Linked DNA regions of Homo sapiens: region 2 is linked to region 1. A link is an interaction called in ENCODE POLR2A ChIA-PET data of the cell type or tissue named here. Cell type or tissue: Panc1. All regions are shown on one strand. Links, peaks and the distances in the headings refer to the core of each region. The heading gives the core; the rest is flanking DNA.

Region 1 (7,631 bases), core at 2,370-6,369:
ACCTCATCAGAATGGCCTTTACTGTCTGTATTTCTACCAGTACAGAGAGGACCACTTAAGAAATCTCTTAAGAGGATTGAGGCATGTCATGCAGCTCTCCTCTTCTGAGCCCTTACCAGAATAGCCCTTTACCATCCAACCTTTACCCATTACCCAATTGCAAAGCCACTTCCACATTTTTAGGTATTTCTTATAGTAGCACCCCACTTCTTGGTGCCAATTTCTGTCTTAGTCCATTCCTGTGCTATAACAAAATATTTTAGATTGGGTAATTTGTAAGTAGTATAATATATTTCTCACACTTCTGGAAGCTGGGAAGTTCAAGTTCAAGGCACCAGTGAATTAGGTGTGCTATGAAATCTGGCTTTCTGCTTTGTAAGTGAAACCTTACAGCATCCTCACATGGAGGAAGGAACAAACACTATTTTCTCACATGGCTGAAGGGGAGCAGCAGGGCCAAATAGATGCCCTCAAGCCCTTTTATAAGGGCATTAATTCCATTCACGAGGGCAGAGCCTTCATGACAATGGCAGTCCAAAGTGCCTTCCAAAGTCCCCACCTCTTAATACTATCGCATTTGGAATTAAGTTTCAACATGAATTTTGGAGGGATACAAACATTCAAACCATAGCATCACTTCATTTAAATGACAAGTTAAACAGTCCATTTTGATACATATTCTTTGATTGTACAAAAATAATCTAAGAAATCTTCATCCTATTGTTATCTGATGGTACGAACTGCCATCAGTAAACCTGGGTCTCAATGACAATTTTAGTTGGGAGTGTAGTGTGCAGGGAACAAACATTAAGTACTGACTATTGTGGTACTTTACGTTCTCAGTTAATCTTCTCATCAACGCCATTTCACAGATGACTAAACTGTGGCTTAGAAGATTGGACAATTTTCCTAAAAAAGACAGCGTCAATAATTAACAGAACTGGGATTTGAGCCAATGAGTGTATGACTCCAGAACCCATGCTTCCTCTACTCCATCAGGAACTAAACTTGTAAAAATTGATTCCCTTTCAAAAGTTTTTTCTGCTATGTCTCTTTTCATAACTGAGATCTGACTAATATATGCCCCTGTTGTGTGTGAGATTTCTATGAAGAAATGTATGGTTAGGTAAAACCTAATGCTAATCAGCCTACTAACCACTTAACTTTTTTTTAACCTTTCTATTTTGCTATCTAAACTGCTCTGATCCTTTTCTCATTCAGCCCTTACCAATAAATACAGTGCTGTGTTCCTTTTTCTGCATACACTTGAAAATGTGAAATACTGAATCCATACATTATACTTAATAAAGGATAGCTTTGGACATAAATAAGACATTCCTGGATCCTTCTCACTTCAGAACTTCAGGAGCAATCGAACGGCAATAAAACAGTATACTTGCAGTTATCAAAATGAGCTATAATGGTTATCCCAGTGTGCTAATTTTTTTTTAATTATCAGCTTGGCTTATCAACTGTTTAGGTATGTCTCACTTTATTAATTTGTAAAGTGGATTCTAAAATATTGAATCATACCTTTTATTAACTTAACAATTTCAGATGTGTTTCACAGGAAAATATTTGGCTATTTGCATCATAGCCTTTTTTTACCAGCTCCTTAAATTCAGTAAGTATAGCTATAATTAGTAACTTTCCTGGTGCTCATATTTTGTCATTCAGTGCCATTATTTTACCTAGAGTACTACAGCTTGTCTCCATCTTTTATGCATGTCATCATATAAATCAGCAAATGTATAATCAGCGTAGAGCAGTGTTACTTGAAGACAAGCTACTCTTTTAATTGATGGTACTTACATATTTAATGAACTATGAATTAAAGGAATAGTTTGGAGTAGTAGAAACATTCGACCAGAAATAGACATTCATTCCAACCCAATTCTTAACATTTACTAGCTGAGCAATTTTTGGCAAGTGACTTAATATCACTGAGACAGTTTCCTTAACTCACAGGGTAGTTTTGAAAATTAAATGAGGTAAAATATGAAAGTACTTTGAAACTTTTTAAGCACTGTGTTTACTTAAAACCACTTGGCAGTGATAAGTCAATGTTCTGAAAGGAAATTTATAATCATGTTATAATACGTAAGGCTTTTAAAAAGCTTTTTTTCTTAAATCTGTGTCACAGAAATGAAAACTATTGGACTAGGGTTAACAATAGGCAGTGACAGTAGTCCATTGAACTACTTAAAAACTAACTCTCCAGTTGAATGTAGCAGTGGGACAATCCCTAGTAAAGCACATTAATAAATCCTATGATACTAAGAGAATCGGACCTAATTATTTTGATTAATTGGTTTTTAATGTGTAGGCTTATTAGAAGAGTTTACTTTTATGAATGACTTAATATTGCCATTTGAAGAAAGATCTAGTTACTCATAAGTTGATTTGATATACAAATGTAAATCATATTTTGCCAGTTAAGGATCATAATTTTCTAGTGTGTGTTGTTATTATTTACTGGAGATAAACTTCCCCCAAAACTTACTTTTCCCAAGTTCTCATTTCTGTCTTACAACTTAAGTGGAACTTCTTACCCATTTTCTGTCACTGTTAAATTACAAAGTAAATAAACATTGTACTTACTAGTCCTTACTAAGAAGTACAAATTATTATGTAACTTTAAATAGTATGTTCTTATGTTTTGGTTTTCATTAAAGACTTTTTTAGTGATTAGTAATGTTTCCCATATTAATCGGTGCAGTCTGTATTCTGTTGTCTTTTTCTGTTTTCTGTTATTTCTAATACAGCTAGAACACCGCTGCTTATTAGAGTAAGAAATAATGGAAATTGCCAGGAGCAGATATATTAATTTAATATAATGGTTCTCAACTGGCTATAAGTTCCCAGTAATTATAATGTGTAGTTAGGGTTGAGAACCACTGATTTAAGTTGCTTAAACATACATGGAGAGTGAGACCAACCGTTAAATCTGTTTTAGAACTCAACAAGGAGTTGATGTTTTGAGGGTGACAATGAGATAACTAAAAGTTAAATATCTGGGAGGTGTTACTCCTATCAGCCTTTTGTTTTCATTAAAAATGAAAAATTTGTGCTCTGAAAAGCAAGGTGCAGTTATCATATCTGAAGTGATTGACCTGAAGTAGACATTCATCAAGAGAGCCGTTGAATTATTGGTGATGCATGGAATAGAAAGGGAAAGAGTTGTATAACGCAGACCGCTCATAGTCTGCCCACTGTTAAGTTCTCTAAGGGTTAGTCACATGTTCGTGGGGTGGCAGAATGAGAATAATATGGCAGAGTAGTAGTTCAGTGCATGGGCTCTGGAGTTGGGTGCATCTGGGCTTGAGTCCTCGCTTTGTTCATTACTGTGTGATCTTGGACACATTGCTTAAGTTCTCTTAAGCCTGTTCCTCTTCTGTAAAATGGAGATAATTATAGTACATATTCATGGAATTAAATGAGATCATGTATTTAAAGAATTTAACATAATAACTGGCACATGGAAGGACCCATTAATGATAACAGGGTTGCTGTTATTAGTAGGCATGGTTCAGACTTTGGAATCACACAGGTTTGGTTTTGAATGCCTAATCTGCCACATACTAGCTGGGCAAGCTACTTAACCTCTCTGAACCTCGGTTAATATAAAATGGAGTTAACATCTACCTCATAGTGCTGTTGTGAATATTAAATGGGCTAAAGTATAGGAAGTGTCTGGTTATAGATTGGGTCAAATTTTGAGATCAAGCTTTCCTTCTTATCACTCAATTTGATACCACACTCTTTTTTTTAATGTTGATTTGTAAACTTTAACTAGCATTTAGTAAGCATGTCTAGTCATCTTCAAAGTTCTTCCAGAAAAGACACTCTAAGCATACATTTATTCAAACTTTCCTTAGTACCTATTTTCCATTTTCTGTGTTCTGTTAATCTCTAAACTCCTAGATGACAATAACTTTGTAATGCCAGAAAGTTAAAATTTTAACGTCTTAGCCTATTTTCAAGTGGTGAACTAGATGATTTACCCATCAGTCTCAATCGAGGATGATTTAAACCCCATGTGCCTAGCACTGTGTAACATGAGTTATGGTCCCTGTCCTTCTAATCTAGTTGAGCTCATTTCCGTAACTAATATGAGCTCAACAGTTAGTTTTGCATTTTTTTCTCTTCCTTCTTGATCCATAACCTCTGGTTTTAGACTCTCTCTCTTTTTTTTTTTTTTTTTGGAGACCGAATTTCCCTCTTGTTGCCCAGGCTGGAGTGCAATGGCACAATCTTGGCTCACTGCAAGCTCCACCTCCTTGGTTCAAGAGATTCTCCTGCCTCAGCCTCCCTAGTAGGGATTACAGGCGCCCGCTACCACACCCAGCTAATGTTTTGTATTTTTAGTAGAGATGGGGTTTCACCATGTTGGCCAGGCTGGTCTCGAACTCCTGACCTCAGGCGATCCACCCGCCTCAGCCTCCCAAAGTGCTGGAATACAGGCGTGAGCCACCGCGCCCGGCTCATTATAGACTTTTTTTTCCACCTCCCAGGTTCAAGCAATTCTCATGCCTCAGCCTCCTAAGTAGCTGAGATTACAGGGGCATGCCACCACGCCTGGCTAATTTTTGTATTTTTTTAGTAGAGACGGGGTTTCACCAGGTCTCGAACTCATGACCTTGTGATCCGCCCGCCTCGGCTTCCCAAAGTGCTGGGATTACAGGAATGAGCCACCGCGCCCAGCCTATAGACTTTCTTAAAGGACTTTCTAGTTCCACTGATAGCTATAATTTAACAAGTTTGTCAACGTTTTGATTCATCATTAGGTGCCTGTAAACTTTTCCTTCTTTCCCTTCATACCTGAACTTTGGTTCAATTTCTCATGAAAGTTTTATTAAATAATTGTATTCTTTAAATAGCATGCTCTTTTTAGATCATTGGATAGCTCTGATTTTTTTTCTCCTTGCTCATCATAGCATTTTTCTGTAAAAAAAAAAAACAGTATAAGAGAGATTTTCTGTGGAAGTCTACATATCTGATTCACATTCAGCAAATGATTCAGCAAATTTCTTAAGCTGTTTTGATTTATCTGCTTGTCAAATAAAAATAATACTTGCTACCTACTTACAACAGAGGGGTGTTGTGAAGATTATATTTAGAATGTTTTTAACTCATTTACTCAATGCTATGAGAATACCTCATTTTTATTATATTGTCATACTATATACATACTACTGGTTTTTTAGATCTATTATGACTTTTATGATGGTGAAGTGTGATTTTACTTTTCTCTTTTACCTCACCACAAAGGTATCAAAATATATGTTCTTTCGTATGCACATGGTTGTATTTATGAGTAGTTTCCCAGTTTATGGAGATTGATGTTTCTTTTGGAAAGGCAGTATATCAGGGGCTTCCAGACTGGACACTGGAGCCAGATTAGTTGGGTTTGAATCATGGCTTTGGCATTTACTAGCTGACCAACCTTAGGCAAGTAACTTCTCTGTGCCTCAATGTACTTATTTGTAAAATGTAATTAATAGAGCAGCATCATAGAGTTGTGAAGTGCTTAGAACACTGCTTGGCACTCAAAAATATTAGCTATCACTATTACTAACAAAATAGTGCATGTGTTTAAGTCTTCAATATTTAAGTACCAGAGTTTTTGGTAGCATCTTGGCTCTCTGTGAAACAGGACTGCCCTTCCCCTAACAAACTGGAATTCCATTTTATATGCAGATTGGACAGTTAGGTCTTCCTATGGCTCCTCCTGCCCTCATTGCAAACTGATGGGTTTTAAAAATCATTTTTATTGAAATATGACACATTCTAAAAATTAACCTAATATTAAAGCTATAGAACAAAAGATGAACCTCTCCTTCCCCATGTCTAGGAGGATTAATTCTTTTCCAGACTTTGATCATGTTTTTTATCAATTTAAACCCCTTTCACAAGCTTTGTATTATCCTTAAGATAGTCCAAGCTTCTTAACATCATCTATGAGGTCCTCCTAGCCTCACTTTTGCTTTTTGATAATTCCTGTTAGATTTCTGATAAAGAGTCACTTCCTCAAGGAAGTCCTTTCTTGACCTCCTAACTGGGTTAGCATAATGTTTTCACAGCCCTTAGTCATTTACCATAGTCATTCTCCACTGAGGCAGTGCTGCTCTCTGGAGGTGTCCTAGTGACTGGGAGGTGCTCTTGTCATTTACTGGGCAGGGCTGAGAGTGCTAGATGTTCACCATGAAGAATTGTCCTAGCTTTGTATGACTTGTAAATGTCTTGTTAGATAGTCACAAAGGTGTAAGAAATCTGTTTATAGATATCAGAGCCAAGAGCCTAACTCAATTTTACATATACATGTGGAACTTTTTGCAGAGTTTTAATATATGTTGAATTTTCTAGGAATAAAAACTATGGCCAGGCAGGGTGGCTCACGCCTGTAATCCCAGCACTTTAGGAGGCTGAGGCGGGCAGATCACTTGAGGTCAGGAGTTCCAGACCAGCCTGGACAACATGGTGAAACCCTGTCTCTGCTAAAAATTCAAAAATTAACCGAGCGTGCTAGCACACACCTGTAATCCCAGCTACTCGGGAGGCTGAGGCAGGAGAATTGTTTGAACCTGAGAGGCGGACGTTGCAGTGAGCCGAGATCGCACCACTGCACTCCAGCCTGGGTGACAGAGCAAGATTCCGTCTCAAAAAAAAAAAAAACAAACCCAAAAAACAAAAAACTACTATGTTATTGAAGGACAATTGTACCTTGTTTTGTTTGGATCTCTACCAAGAGTTGTTTACCATTTTGGGAAATGACGTCACTAATAGCAACATTTCTCACATTCATAGTGATTCAGCATATAGATAGAAACATCTAACTTTGAATTTAGTTGAAATTAGATGGAAAAAATTTTAATTGAACCAGATGGGGGGAAAATGCATCTCTGTCTCCTGGTGGAATGTATTTGCTTTTCTCTCTTTTCCTATTGTACTTTACCATATACTTTATTCATTGACAGGTCATCTGCCTCTCTCACCAAATGAGAACTTAGTGAGGATAAAAACAAACTATATTTTACTTATCTTTGAATCTCCAAAATTCACTGAGCACATGGTAGTTCTACTTAATAGTTACTCAGTTGAATTAATAGCAACAACAATAGCGTTTATTCAACAAGTATTTGTTGAATCGGACTCTGCCAGGCAAAGAGAGTGAAAAGACACTGTCCCTGCTCTCAAGGAACTTGTGATCTATTGCCAGGACAGACCTAGAAATAATTATAATACAATATGACAGTTTCTAGAATGGAAATAGCTATAAACCATAGATCTGTAATGAAAAATACACTTAAGTCTTGTGAGGAGATCTTGGAATAATGACACAGAAGAGAAATAGTATCCAGTATCAATCATAGTGCCAAGAAAGACTCTCAATAAATATTTGGAAAATCAGTGAATGAGGGTAGCTCTAAAGAGTGAGAAGGAGTTTGCCAATTGGTCAGGTTTAAGGAGGGCATTCCCAGCAGGAAATCCCTATGCAAAGGCTCAGAGGTAGGAGAGGTGCAGGAAAAGATGATGGAGCATAAAGTTGGAAGTTGAGTCATAGATAAAATTGTCTTTGAAGGTGATGAACCAGATGATGAAGAGACTTCTTCCATGAAAAGAAGTTAGAT
Region 2 (7,631 bases), core at 2,162-6,161, 360 kb before region 1:
GTGGGGAGTGCTCACAGGTGCACCATTTGTATGCATGTGAGCCCTGAGCGGAAGACTTCTCTCCATCCCACATCAAGACCCTGCCCAGCCACTTGGTGAGAAGCTGGGTTGGAGATACGGCTACCACCATAGGGATGGCTCTTCTAACCCACAAAGCTTAACAATGAGGAAGAGGGCAGGATGCTTTCTCTCTGCATGACTATGATACTTCTGAAAGGTCGGGCTGTGGGATTTTTTTTTTTCACTTCTGTCTTGGAAATCACCTCCATATGCTGGTTGGACTTCAGGATACAATTTCTTTACATTGAGAAAGCATTTCCCACCATATAGAGGAGACAAAGTGGAACTGCTGGTTTTTCAACTCCCTTAATGGCTTTCAATGCCATTTGTCAAAAGGTTGGTTTTCTTTACAATATTAAAAAAATTTCTAACAACAAACAACTAAATGCAAAATCTTCCCTTGTACTTTGATTGATGGTTCACACCTTTTGGAATATCTAGCTCATATTTTTAGAAATAAGCAGCTGGTACTCTTGACATTTAATTTTAACAAAATGCCTCATTCAATTCCTTCTTTCCCAGAGAGGGTACACAGAATATTGGAAAATATCCAGTGGCACTGATCCAAGCGTCTACATTAAGTGTGGAGGAATGGGAGGATATGCTTTTAATGTCCTGGAAGTTGAGCTAATGGCATTGAAATGGCTGATCTTAAGAAAACATGATTGTGACAAGGAAGGATGACTATTCTAGCTGCTATTGATATCTGCAGGAGAGACCTTTAAAACTGAGGGTGACCAAATAGGTTTCTGTTCCTGGGTTAGTGTTTTACCCAAAGAGCTTTGCTGCAAATCAACAATTCTGGTAACAATAATGATAGCTATTATTAACTGAGGACTCACCACATGCAAGTCTTTTATATGGAGTCTATGGTTTAATCAGTACAATTATCCCTATTTTATAGGTAAGGAATTTGAGGCACAACGAATATAAATGACTTATCTACGGTCACATAACCTGGAAGTAAGGGATCAGACCGTAAATATTTTCAGCTTTCTGAGGCACACAGTCTCTGTTGCAACTACTCAATCCTGTCAGTGGCAATGAAAGCAGCCAGAGTCACCACATAAACAAACGGAAGTGGCTGTGTTTTAATAAAACTTTATTTACAAAAAAAAAAAGTGGTGGGCTGGATTTGACCTGAGGTCTATAGTTTGCCAATTTCTGCTCTTAGTCATGACATAAGAACTATTGCAAACAGTTGTTGAGCCCACTTATATAATGGCCTTCTGGATAAATATTTGAGGGTTTGTTTTTTTTTAATGAATCCTATTTCTGAATTCCAGCAACACTCTCAAAGTTTTGGTGGGAAAAGACATTTCAGTGAGTAGGATTGTAAGACTACATAAGCAACCTTCAGGGGAAAGCCTCCAAGGGCGTCATGGCTCCCAGGAGTTTGTGAGCTGGGCAGTGAAAGAGGAGTTAGATTTATGCAATGTCTGCTCTGTGCCAGGCCTTGTGTGGGGGCCCTTCACAGTCACCCATTTCTTCAGTGTCTTGATATACCACCCCTTCTATGCAGGTTTCAAGCTGGCACACAAAAACACACACAACCACAAAGATAGAATAATGGAAGGAAATGGAGCATTGTATCATTTAATCCCTGCATCAATCCTGCAACACAGTGCCATTATTCCATTTTATGGATGAGAAATCAAAGCATAGAAAGGAACTGGCTTGCCTGAGGTGAGGGAGTGAGTAAGTGGCTGAGCTGGCATTCCACCCCAAATGTGCCCAATTTCTTTGCCTGTACATCTTTCATTAGTCCACACTGCTCCTTTAGAGTGAACTGCACAGCTCACCTTGCTTAACTCAGTCACTGAGTTTGGAAAGTCAGTTAAATTTGAGAGTCTATTTATTTTTACCCCTAGAAAAGAAAAGGAAACCCTGGTAATCCTACTCATTTTACATGTTGCTGTAATAATCAAGCAAGATAGAGTAGGTGAAAGATTTTTGCAAAGGGTGGAAATATTCTGCAAATGTAAAGTGGTGGCACCTGCCAGGGAACTGGCCATTGAAAGGGTTTGCTCACCCCAAGGGGACTTTGTCTACTGAATCATTCAGACGGCTCAAGTCTGGGAAGACATTGGCCTCTAAAAATCCCCTGAAATCAGTCCAAAGCCCAGGAACTTGGAAAAGGTTACAGAATAGTCATTCAATTTCTACTCACATAAATGACTCTTATAAACACTTGTTTCATCACCATCCCTGCCTCCCTCCCTGTTTTCCTCCAAGAGATTTTCCTCCTACTTCTGTTCTAGTTTCAAATGGGCTCTTCCTCCTGAGGATGAGTGTAAATCCAGCCCTTTATCCCAGACCTAGCTCTTGCCCATTTGTTTCAACAATATCTTTGTAACAGGAAACATTGTACCAGGTTCATTCCAGGTCCAAAGCTCCAACTCATAGGTAGAGATGGCTTTAGTGAGTCTGCCTTGCCCCTATGATTTTTTAAACCTCTGGCTAAAAGTCAGAAACTAGGAAGGTTGAATAGCCTGATTGTACAAGAAAACAAATCCTGGCTTGGCGTTGTGGCTTACACCTGTAATCCCAGCACTTTGGGAGTCTGAGGCAGGAGGATGGCTTGAGCCTAGGAGTTTGAGACCAGCCTGGGCAACATAGGGAGACACTGTCTCTATTTATTAAAAAAATTAAAAAATTAAAAATTAAAAAAAGAAAAATAAAAAAATCCTGTATGTCAAAAATCATGTAACATTTAAAAGGAAATGACAAACCAAAAAAATTTTTTTCAACATATGACAAATAATTAATGTTATTGAACATCTAAAAGCTTCTATAAATCAATCACAAAAGTGACAACTTAAAGTAGAAAATTGGTCAACAGCCACCAAAATGCAATGTAGAAGAACAATACTAATGATGAATTTTTTAAAACTTTTTTGGGGCTAGTTTCAAGTAACACCAGATTCCTAGTTATCATAGAATCACCAGTAATAGAGATGTTTAGACAAAATACACAGGATCATATCTGGCTTATTTAAGTTGCATGAGTGTGTGTGCACAAGCATGTGTAATCTCTATATAAACACACACCTGCCTGAGACAGCTTAGATGACTGGAAGGTATAAGACTGGAGACAGGGATTGGACTGAATTTCAGGTTTAAAATTTGTAAAAACAACACATACTAATATAACCAAGACTTCAGCCTGAGAACTTGAACAAAGGGTGAAAAAACAGATATATTTAAGGAGGAGATGCAAGCAGGCTCACAAAGTCTTGTTTTGCAGCAATGGCTGGAATGTGGCATACACGGTCCAAGGCTCATCTAAGGCAGAATCATACATGAGAAAAATCCATTCATGAAACTAAATCATCCTAAAGCAAATGACACTTCATGAATAGAGACTAAAACCAAAGTGTGAAGGACATTTTCCAAATCAGTGTGAAAGTATGCAGAAATAGCTGGATCTAAATTGAATAAGAATTGTGTGACAAATTGATGAGGTACTGAGGGAAAGCCAATTAAGACACTGAGGGGCCTATTCTGAGAGACTGGATGCCACAGACTGAATCTAGAAGAAGATTCTGCATAAAGAATATTTTCTTGGAAGGTTTGGCAAAAGAAAGAGTTCTTTTAAGTGCTTTCCCGTAACTTATTTTCTGTTCCTTGGAACTTTTCGACTTTTAGTGGTTTGGAATGACTTGGTTCTGGTGGATTTCAATCAATATCCCTCCCTTCCTGTACTCCATGCTTCCCCACAATCCCCCTGTCTTGGTGGAGTAACAGGTTGATTCTGATTTATCACTAACCTTCTCTAACTTCCTTATAAAAGGAGTACATTAGATAACAATTAATGGGCATTTGGGAAATGAACCTTTCAAGTTTTCATCTTCATTTATACTGATTGAAGAACTGGTGAGGCGAACCTAAGACAGAACTAATTTGAATGCATAAAAAAATAATGGAGTGAATAAATAAAACATCTTTCTACTGAAGGTCTCACCTGGAAAGAGATAATTCATTTGAGTCTTTTTAATAACAACAAAATACAAGCAAATTCAATCTAGAGTTTGCAAAATTGCCTATAGTTTCTAAAACCTTTGGGTTCTCAGAGTAAATAGCTATTCTGTAGAAATTCATGGAAAATTCCACGTGAGTGAAGACTGCTTTGTAGGGAGGATTAAGCAAGCCACGCTTTAAGAGCCCCTGTATATCGTATTGCCTAAGAAGTGAGCCCTGGGCCAATTCACAGCTTGTGAACTTCATGTGGAGAAAGAGTGCGGGAAATATTGAAGGACGGAAGGAACACCATGTGTGGACACCCTAAAACGGACAGGTGACTCAGCTCTCTGGGTGTTAGAGGGCTATTGGCAAATAACAGCCGTAATAAAAAGCCCGTGCAGCCTCATGGTTAGCAAAGAACAGAAGAAAGTCCTGAAAGCAGTAGAGATAAGCTGGCTACTGATCAGATATATTAAAAGACAAAATGTGTTGGTACCCGAATTAGATTAAGGTGAACAATTCTATATAATTTATTTTTAATGACCTTTAAATAGTATAATTTATTACCATTGTAAATAGAAGGCTGAAATATCTAAGAAAGAAAATTAAAATAATCAATAATACTACCACCAAGAGTTACTGTGTTAATATTTTGGTCCGTTTCTTTCAAGTCTTTTACTATGCATGAATATATTTTCTTTTACAGCACTACTTATTATATATCTCTATGCACTAGACAAATAGCACTGCGGTAGACAACTTTGTTCATAAATCCTTGTTACATCTCTATCATTTCCTTAGATTAGATTCTCTAGAAATAGAATTACAAAGTGAAAGTATATTAATTTTCAGGTCTTAATACATATTGCTAAATTGTTTTCCCAAAAGATCAACCTAATTTATACTTATATTACTCATTTCTATAAATGTATCTTTTTGTCTTCTGTGACTCCTTTTGTTTTCCACCTGACATTAAGTAAGCTCCTACATTTGACCCAACATTATAATAAGAATAAGAAACAATTCTAGGTTTATTGAGATAATTATTTCATGACGTTGTGCTAACTTACACTGAGATAACTCCCAATTCTTTCAAAATTTTCATACCCATTAGTATGTTTAGTTCCCCCCAAACCCCTGAGGTGAAGAGAATTAATTATAGAATGTTTAGTGCATGGGAAAGGGTTTCTGATATCCTCTAGTTCAGGTTTCATTCATCCGATAGAGGCATGGGCAAGATATGAGAGTTTTAAAGTTCTAGAGTCCAAGTGTCAGGAATCTCGGTTCATATATTCCTTCTTACTGGATGACTTTGACTCTATCCTGGTCCGTGTAAAGCTTTGTATCATTCTTAATTTCCTCCTCCTCTGCACTGTTTCATCAGTCCATTGGGAAGTACACCATTAGGTTTCTTGCTCTTCCAGGAGTATGAAAATAACTAGAAATCTGGACTCGGACTCATAAGTAGAGACAAAACAGTCTTGAAATGAATGTTTTACCTATGATGTGGGTGAAAACCTAGAAAAGATCCCCCAACATCATGTAATGAGCCAATGAAGTTGAGAGAGTCAGATCTGTGCTTAGGATAAACTTGATAAACCAAAGTAGTCAAGGGGAAGTTTAGTAAGAAGAAGTGTAGGGTCCCAGGCTCAACGTATTTCAGTATCAGACTATTCTGACAATAAGGACTACCAAATGCTGACATTTGCTGGGACTCCTCTGGATAATTCTCACCTGCTTCTCTGATTTAGGTAGCATAAGTGAGTTCTTTCAACAGACAGGGGACACCTTCCAGGGAAACCATCTATGAGCCCTAAAGATTGAATATTCTATGTTGCAGATTATCATCATGTTAATGTATTATGGGATTACAATACATTGCTTAGAGCTTAAAACAGCACTGTGCAGGTGTTTGAGCATCAACCTGTGGTCCACCACAGGCTCCGGAGAGCTGTTGCCTTGTCTTCCTATGGCAGTCAAATTTATTTTATTTAGAAACATCACAGTTGCATTTCTATTTTGTGTGTGTGTGTGTGTGTGTGTGTGTGTGTGTGTGTGATTTTAAATTCTGAGAAACCTTCTCTTAAAATGCCTGACATTTAAGAAAATCTGGCACTGTATTGCCACCACTGAAGCCAAGTATCACATGTGTAGAAAGTAGCACAGTTTGGCATGCTGAGTGTGCCAAATTTCCCTTAAAATTAACATTTGCACCGTATGTTAGTACCCTAAACTCAATACTTTTTTGGCTGATGAAAATGCAAAAGGAAAACATTTCCAGACTGAGTCCTGTTCTCTTTCTCTGTAGATGCTGTTTTAAAGAAATTAGCAGTAGTCTTCCTTTGGAAGTAAAAATGAGTGCCTGCTGTAATTCATGGTGAGAAGTCAGGCATCCAGTGGTGTCAAAGCTAGAAGATCCATGCTGGTCAGGCAAAGGTACCTGAAGGTGTCAATCCTGCAAGATTGTCCTGTGCTCTCCATTTACCATTCAGCCCCTCACAATGTCTTGGGTAGTAACTCAGAGGTGAGGTCCAGCTTCTTCATCCTCTATCATGATGTTTGAGAGGGTAAAGTGAACAGGTGGAGACAAGAAAGCTCACACTGAACTTAGAGCATTATGCCAGACATTTAGATAATGCCCAGGCAACCCAGGGTAACAAGAGACCTATACCCACCACTGTGGTGGGTCCCAGATGCTGGCTTCCTGGCCTTTGAGGTCACATTCCCTCTGAGATCCTTCCTCAGATAGCCCCTACCTGTCTCTGTGGCATGTAGCTTCCACAATATGAGAAGAAGTAACATTCTTTGTGCCTGTGAGCCAAGCATCTGCACCTTTCTAGATTTTCAGTGTATTTTGTACAAACCAGTGATATATCGCCATGCTCCCTGGACACCTGTGTGGCTCTGGCAGAGTTTGGGGGCTCTCCTTGAATCACAGGGGAGACAGCCTTTCACTTCTAGATATTGATCCTAAACTGTACCAAGGGGAAGGATGAGAGAACAAAGTTGTGTTACTACTAAAACTGCCAGAGATATTTAAACTGTGATGGGAATGATGGGCCTGGGGCTTCATCCCACTGGAGTATTAAGTAAGAATCATGTGCTCCTGGCCCTCAAGCAGGTTTTTTCATCTGTACCATGAGGGATACACAGTATTTAAGGGGAAAGTTTAAAATCTAAGAAAGTCTGAAGATCTACTTAAAAAAAAAACTTTTTATTAAGGAAAAGTTCAAACTATGAAAGTAGACAGAATAATATCTGTCCTTATACTTAGTTTCAATTCATGACCAATCTCATTTCATCTATACCTCACTCACTTTCCCCACCTTCCGACTGGGATGCTTTTGAAACAGATCCATGACATCATATTATTTCATCTATAAATATTTCAGAATGTATCTCTTAAACATGGGTAATTTTTCTTAAAACTTAGCCACAATAGTATATTATACCTAAAACTCAATAATTTCATTAATCGCCGGGCGCGGTGGCTCACGCCTGTAATCCCAGCACTTTGGGAGGCCGAGGCGGGCGGATCACGAGGTCAGGAGATCGAGACCATCCCGGCTAAAACGGTGAAACCCCGTCTCTACTAAAAATACAAAAAA

Evidence for each region. Peaks named below come from ENCODE experiments on the same cell type or tissue, not always from the same donor. Only the 100,000 strongest peaks of a DNase experiment are listed, where the experiment ranks them.
Region 2: POLR2A ChIA-PET joins it to region 1 with 11 read pairs; 3 of 35 experiments call an interaction of 5 or more read pairs at or near these places.

What each region holds. Positions count from the first base shown.
Region 1 is chr5:72,836,933-72,844,563 of GRCh38, forward strand. All of the region lies in intron 1 of TNPO1 (transportin 1), which reads left to right. Among named protein-coding and RNA genes, the nearest start is that of TNPO1, 24 kb to the left of the region's middle. In Panc1, for the core only: CTCF peaks have their summits at 6,129 and 6,343; a DNase peak (open chromatin) is centred at 6,109; H3K27ac peaks cover 1,134 bases.
Region 2 is chr5:72,476,704-72,484,334 of GRCh38, forward strand. The region is part of intron 1 of ZNF366 (zinc finger protein 366); the gene reads right to left. Among named protein-coding and RNA genes, the nearest start is that of ZNF366, 27 kb to the right of the region's middle. In Panc1, for the core only: no CTCF peak of the experiment used is centred there; no DNase peak of the experiment used is centred there; H3K27me3 peaks cover 218 bases.